Regions from separate parts of the Homo sapiens genome. Here region 1 is linked to region 2. A link is an interaction called in ENCODE POLR2A ChIA-PET data of the cell type or tissue named here. Cell type or tissue: A673. All regions are shown on one strand. Each heading gives the region's core, and the rest is flanking DNA. Links, peaks and the distances in the headings are about the cores only.

What was found. ChIA-PET counts read pairs that join two places held together with the same protein. Peaks named below come from ENCODE experiments on the same cell type or tissue, not always from the same donor. Only the 100,000 strongest peaks of a DNase experiment are listed, where the experiment ranks them.
Region 1: POLR2A ChIA-PET joins it to region 2 with 9 read pairs; 4 of 35 experiments call an interaction of 5 or more read pairs at or near these places.

Annotation. Positions count from the first base shown.
Region 1 is chr12:95,544,456-95,547,377 of GRCh38, reverse strand. All of the region lies in intron 1 of USP44 (ubiquitin specific peptidase 44), which reads left to right. Among named protein-coding and RNA genes, the nearest start is that of USP44, 5.6 kb to the left of the region's middle. In A673, for the core only: no CTCF peak of the experiment used is centred there; a DNase peak (open chromatin) is centred at 1,517; H3K4me3 peaks cover 876 bases; H3K27ac peaks cover 1,244 bases.
Region 2 is chr12:95,013,802-95,016,723 of GRCh38, reverse strand. No RefSeq gene overlaps it. Among named protein-coding and RNA genes, the nearest start is that of NDUFA12, 12 kb to the right of the region's middle. In A673, for the core only: no CTCF peak of the experiment used is centred there; no DNase peak of the experiment used is centred there.

The DNA of each region.
Region 1 (2,922 bases), core at 264-2,763, 530 kb before region 2:
TTTTCTCTCCCCATTCTATCTTTTTTCATAGTAGCCATTAGTTTTGCATATGTTCGATGTCAGATTTTTCAGTCCAGTATTTATCACTGTGGGCTATCCAAATTCAAATGTAGAGATATTCTAATATTGAACAGTTAGTCCAGTGCATACAGTTTAGAAAGCTGAAATATTTTGACTACTTTGTGTATCAGTCCTGTTTTTCTTCCCAAATGTTAATTGTTTGAGATTTTTTAGCTTAAAAATTTTTAAGTGATAAATGAACCTGCATTTAGTATAATATACAATGGTACACTTTTTGGAATATTTAAAATGGAAAATCTGTTGAAGATTTGGGTTAGATATTTGAAATAAATTTTCTACCCAGTTGTCTTTCTCCCTTTTCTACAGATTTATCTTTTCTGTACTACAAAGAAAGAAAGCGTCATATCCACTCTACCAAACTTCTCCTCTACACACTTGAATCTATTACAGCGTTTTGGTGCCTAAGAGAATTTTCTGCTCATTGGGTTGTTTGAGGGCAGAGTCTGTGTTTTATATGTGTATCTCTAGTACCCGACTAACTGCTTAACGTGGAGGAAAAACCCCCGTGTAAATTTGTTGAATTGGGGTTTTGAATGGTAGAGGATACAGAAATTTGGCTTCTTGGTAGCCAAAAACAAAACAAAAAAACAAACACGTGCTTTGAAGTCTCTGTCCTTCCTGCAGTGTTAGGCAGAACAAACGTGGGTGCCAGATTCTAATGGAGTTGTCTGGTCCAGGGAGATTAGCGAGAGGCTGGGGCACGGGCTCAGGAGTCTAATCAAGATAGGAAATAAATCGTGTGCCCGAATAATTCTCTGAATTCAGTAACGGGGGACAGTTTTGCTATTAGGCCCAGCCTAAATAGGTGACAAATAACTGAAATACAGGAGGATTCTACAAATAATGGCTTTCTGGCTAAAAGGTGATTGTAAAAGGTGTAACATTCACAGCAATTTTAGACGCCATAAAAAACTTTATTAGGAAGAATTCATTTTTAATGGAGTTTTACACGTCATAGGAAAAAGGTAATTTGTAGTCTAACGATATACTTGCTAGATCAGATCATAGATGTGCTGGAATGACAGAGTCTAGGCATTTTACACACAGAGTATTTGAATTCAATTTTTCAGACCCTTGGTAGGATGCTCAGTATTATTCTGAATGTTTCTCCCATTGTTACGAAGTTAGCTGCGGTAGATTGATGTGTAAATTTGTTGATGTGACACTGATGATAAATGTTTTGGAACAAAATTACTTGTTAAGTAGGGATGGGGGTGAGAAATTCAAATAACCCGGAGGCAGAAACTGCTTTCAGGAGCTTTATCTTACAACGTGTTCAACTAGATTCAATCTCTGCTTCAGGAGAGGCATGTTAGAGACATGAGGAAGGCCCAAGGGAAAAGGGTGTCCTTTATTGTTTAATGAGGAGTTCCAAGCAAGATCAGGGTAATTATAGATTCTAGATCTCTAAAGGAAGAAAGAATAACCAGGGCCTTTCTAGGGATAAAGGAAAGGAAATACATCATGATTGACATGGAGAGGTGCCAAAGCACATAATGGACATAATAGCATACCTAAGAGGGAGTAGGGGAGGGTTTGAGAGCCCATTGTGTTCATTCGCTCAGTAATTTGTTCATTCAAAAATATTGAACCCCTTTCTGTGAACCAAGCACTGTGCTTGACCCTTGGCGTTTCACAAACATTTCTTAAGAGGACAGAATACTATGGTGGTTCCGTGAAGTAAATGGAAAATGGAAAATTGCTTATACGAGTGGGTAAGATTTACCCTAATTACTGCAAACTATGGATAAAGTTGTTTTCATTCTTATCCAAATGCATTGTGGTGGTTAGTAATTCCTAAGGCCTACTTCCTACCGAAATTACCATTTCCTCCTATCTTTTATTATGGAAAATAACAAATCATACAACTTTTAATAGCCTGTAGAGGATCTGTTTGGTTTGTTACTGTTTAAAGAAAAATGTTTTGTTACAAAAATTATCTTCATTAAAATAGTCAACATATTCTCCCTCTGGGAGATTTCAAGTTTTTTTTTTTTCGTTTTTGTTTTTAATGAGATGGTTACTGTGACACTTTTATTTTTAAATGTGTTCTATTTTATGCCCAGTGGTACTTATATTTCTTCTTTCTTTAATAGAGTTAGAATGTATATGTGTTCCTGTAAAATATGAATGCCCATTTCTTATGAAAATCGTTTATATCCCAATTATGAAGAGTTTTAAAAATTAAACATTCACAATAAGATTTGTTAAAAACATCTTAACAAAAGATGTTTGGGAAGTAGTTAGTCATACATGAGAGTAGAAAAGTGTATATTGTTCCAAAGTTCAAAGGCTTTTATGTGCCATGTTAAGAAGTTTAGATTTAGCTTGTGGTCTTTCAAGACTTTAAACAATCTTAATATTTATAAAATCGTGGCTATTTTAGAAATACCTTAATATTGATAAAATTGTGGTTATAAGACACTAAGACATATAAAATGTAAATATTGTATGATGATTATTTGACTAAATATGAGCTATGGCGGGGGGAAGCTTCTTAATGAAAATGTTATCTCAGTGTCTATTCAGATTTTAACATATAGATTAATTCTTTTTTTCTTTATTTTTCCACACTATACAGATGTATAGACTAATTCTTTTTAGGAATGTATTTTTGCCATTTCCCTCATTCTGTCACTTTATTAAATAGTAATTTAATTTGACTTTTTTGTGTGTTTATTCATCATGGTAACTTCCTGACTTTCATTAAAATATTTTTTTAAAGAAGGGATCTGAAAATTGAGCTACTGATTACGCCAATTAGATCTATATTACATTATTCATACCATTGACCTTTGGTACCTGATATCCTCTTGTAAGAACCTCCAGGGCTTACAGCTG
Region 2 (2,922 bases), core at 193-2,692:
TGCAGTGTGGAAAACTGTGAAGCAATCTGATTTGTACCACAGATCCTCCAAAATGCTCTTGTACTATGACATCTCTGGAGGGGAAGATGAAGGATTTGCTGAAAGTCTATTTTGGAAGTAAATACACACCCACCAGAATGATAAAATTTTAGTCTGGCGAAACCAAACGTAGAGTATGTGGAGTAAAAATATGTGTGTTGATGGAGGGAGTGTCGGTACAATAAATTCGGGAAAGATTTTGCATTAAATAGAAAGTTGAACATGCATGAAGTTATCCTAGAGAAACTCACACATGTACCAGGGGGCATACAAAAATATTCATGTCAGCATTGTAAGAGCAAAAAAGGAAAACTGTTCAAATATCCATTGACAGGAGAATGGAGAAGTTAATTGTGGTATAATCACCCAATGGAATACTATGCAACACTAAAAAAGGAATAAACTATAAACATGGGTGAATCCCCAAAATACAATGTTGTATGAAAAAAGCCCAAAAGTATACAAAACCATAATTTAACTGGTTTACTGAAAACAGGCAGATACATTGTTGAGAGGTATTTATGTGGGAAAGCTAATTTTGTGAAAGCAAAGGAAATAATACTAAATTAGAATACTAGTTACTTCTGAAGGGGTGGGAAGAGGATAAAAACAGAATACAAGGGGCTTGAAAAGTATTGACAGAGTTCTAACTATTTGCTTTTAAACAAGCCATCCCAAAACGTAACGGTTTAAAACAACATGTACTGTGTTCATGAATATGCAACATGGACAGAGCTTGGGAGAGACAGCTTGTCTCTGCTCCTTTCAGCCACAGCTAGGTGAGCTCAAATAGTGAGGTTGGAATGTATGTAATCATTCACTCATATGTCTGGAAGTTGATAGTGACTGTTTGCTGGGACTTCAGGTGGAGCTGAAGCCAGAACACATACCTAGTCCTGTTTCCCTTCCTCACAACCTAGAGGCTAGGTTCCAAGAACAAGGGTTGAGAAGGCCACGTGGGAGCTCTGTTACCATTTCTTGCCTGGCATTAGAATTCATCCAGTGTTAGGCAGGGGATACAGGCTCACACCTGTAATTCCAGCACTTTGGCCAAGGCGGGCAGATTGCCTGAGTTCAAGAGTTCAAGATCAGACTGGACAACATGGCAAAACCCCATCTCTACATAAAAAAAAAAAAAAAAAAAAAAAGCCAGGCCTGCTGGCATGTGCCTGCAGTCCCAGCTACTCGGGAGGCTGAGGTGGTAGAATCGCTTGAGCCTGGGAAGCGGAGGTTGCAGTAAGCCAAGATTGCACCACTGCACGCCAGCTTGGGTGACAGAGCAAGACTCCATCTCAAAAAAAAAAAAATGAAAAAAACACTAATTCAGTGTCTTCTGCTGCATTCTACTCATCGAAGAAGTCACAAAGGTCTGTGCTGATGGAAAAGGAGGGGAAATAGACTCCACCTCCTGATGATGAAGTGGCAAGCTTCTGGAAGAGCATATGGAACCAGAAATACTAGAAATGTTTCCCTCATTTGGGGGAAAAAATATTCCATCTCAGCAGCCTCACTTGGAAACCCAGGTAGACAAGGCTTACCTGGACAAGATTGGGGCCTGGGAGGTTGGGGGTGGTTTTCATCTTATGGAATTGTTTACAAATTGATACATAAGAAATCATAAGAAGTTTAAAGGATTGTAACATCTTAAGCTGGGCATGGTGGTGCATGGCTGCCCTAGCTAGTCTGGAGGCTGAGATGGAAAGATGGCTTGAGCCCAGGAGCTGGTGGATGCAGTGAGCTATGATGATGCCACTGCAGTCCAGCCTGGGTGACAGAGTGAGACCCTGTCTCTAAAATTTGAAAAAAAAAAAAAAAATGGCAGGAGGGTATCATCTTGGACCTTCAAACTTGTATGGGCAGGAGATGGCTAAGAAAACTACTCAGCTACAGACTGGACTCCATTTTGTGGGAAATGAAGGGTAATTTCCATGTGGCTGCTGGAGGAAGTGTTGAGAGAGGAAGTGCCAGGGAAAAGCCAGATGGTTTTTTCTAACCTACCCTCAGAAACCAAGCAACATTGCTTTCCATGTCATTTTATTTATTGATGCAAAGACCCACCCACATTCAAGGGAAGATAAACTATGCCCTTTGACAGGAAAGTGGGAAGATTCTGGAAGAGTTTAGGGAATCAAAGCTGTTTTTTCAGCCATGTTTTTTGAAAACTTGAATCTCTGATACTATTCTACTTATTAAGCTGACTGTAGATTCTTAAGATCAAATAGGCACTTTTGTATATTTCCCAATATTTGATAGAAAAATAAATCCTTATGTGGAAAAAATGAGGTGCTGTTAGATCTCCAGATCTCCTCCACAATTCCCTGTATCCAAGGGAGGGGAGTAAGCCCTTGAGAAGTTGTAAACACTAAATTGTCCTTACATGGATATGTAACAGAAAATTTAGTAAACCGTATATGAAAAATGGAGCAGGAAGTTGGAGGGGGAGCTAGGTGTGAGGAGGGGAGTGTGTGAAAGCCCTAAAAGTCCTCACCTATGTTGAGAAGTCAACAAGTAATGCCTAAAGTTGGAAAAACTCTAGAAATACTATAAGCATGTAATTTAGAAATATGGTAGGGAATAACTAAGCTAAAAGGGTTGGAAGTAGTTGTTGCTAGGAGTGGGAAATCAGTTCAGAAAATGGAACTATATGATTTCTTCAGTGAGGTACGTATGTTCAATGTACCAAATTTAAGAGGGAAAATGATCAAAATGGATGAGCTAAATTGAAGCTAAGATCATTGAAGAAAGAATTAAGGCTTCTGGCAATGTTTGTTCACATGAACATGTCGGTATTATCCAACTGAATTCTGTGTGTCTCTTTAACTTTAGTTGTTCTATAATAATGTTGATACCAAGTTAATGACAAAAAAAATCAGAACAGGATAC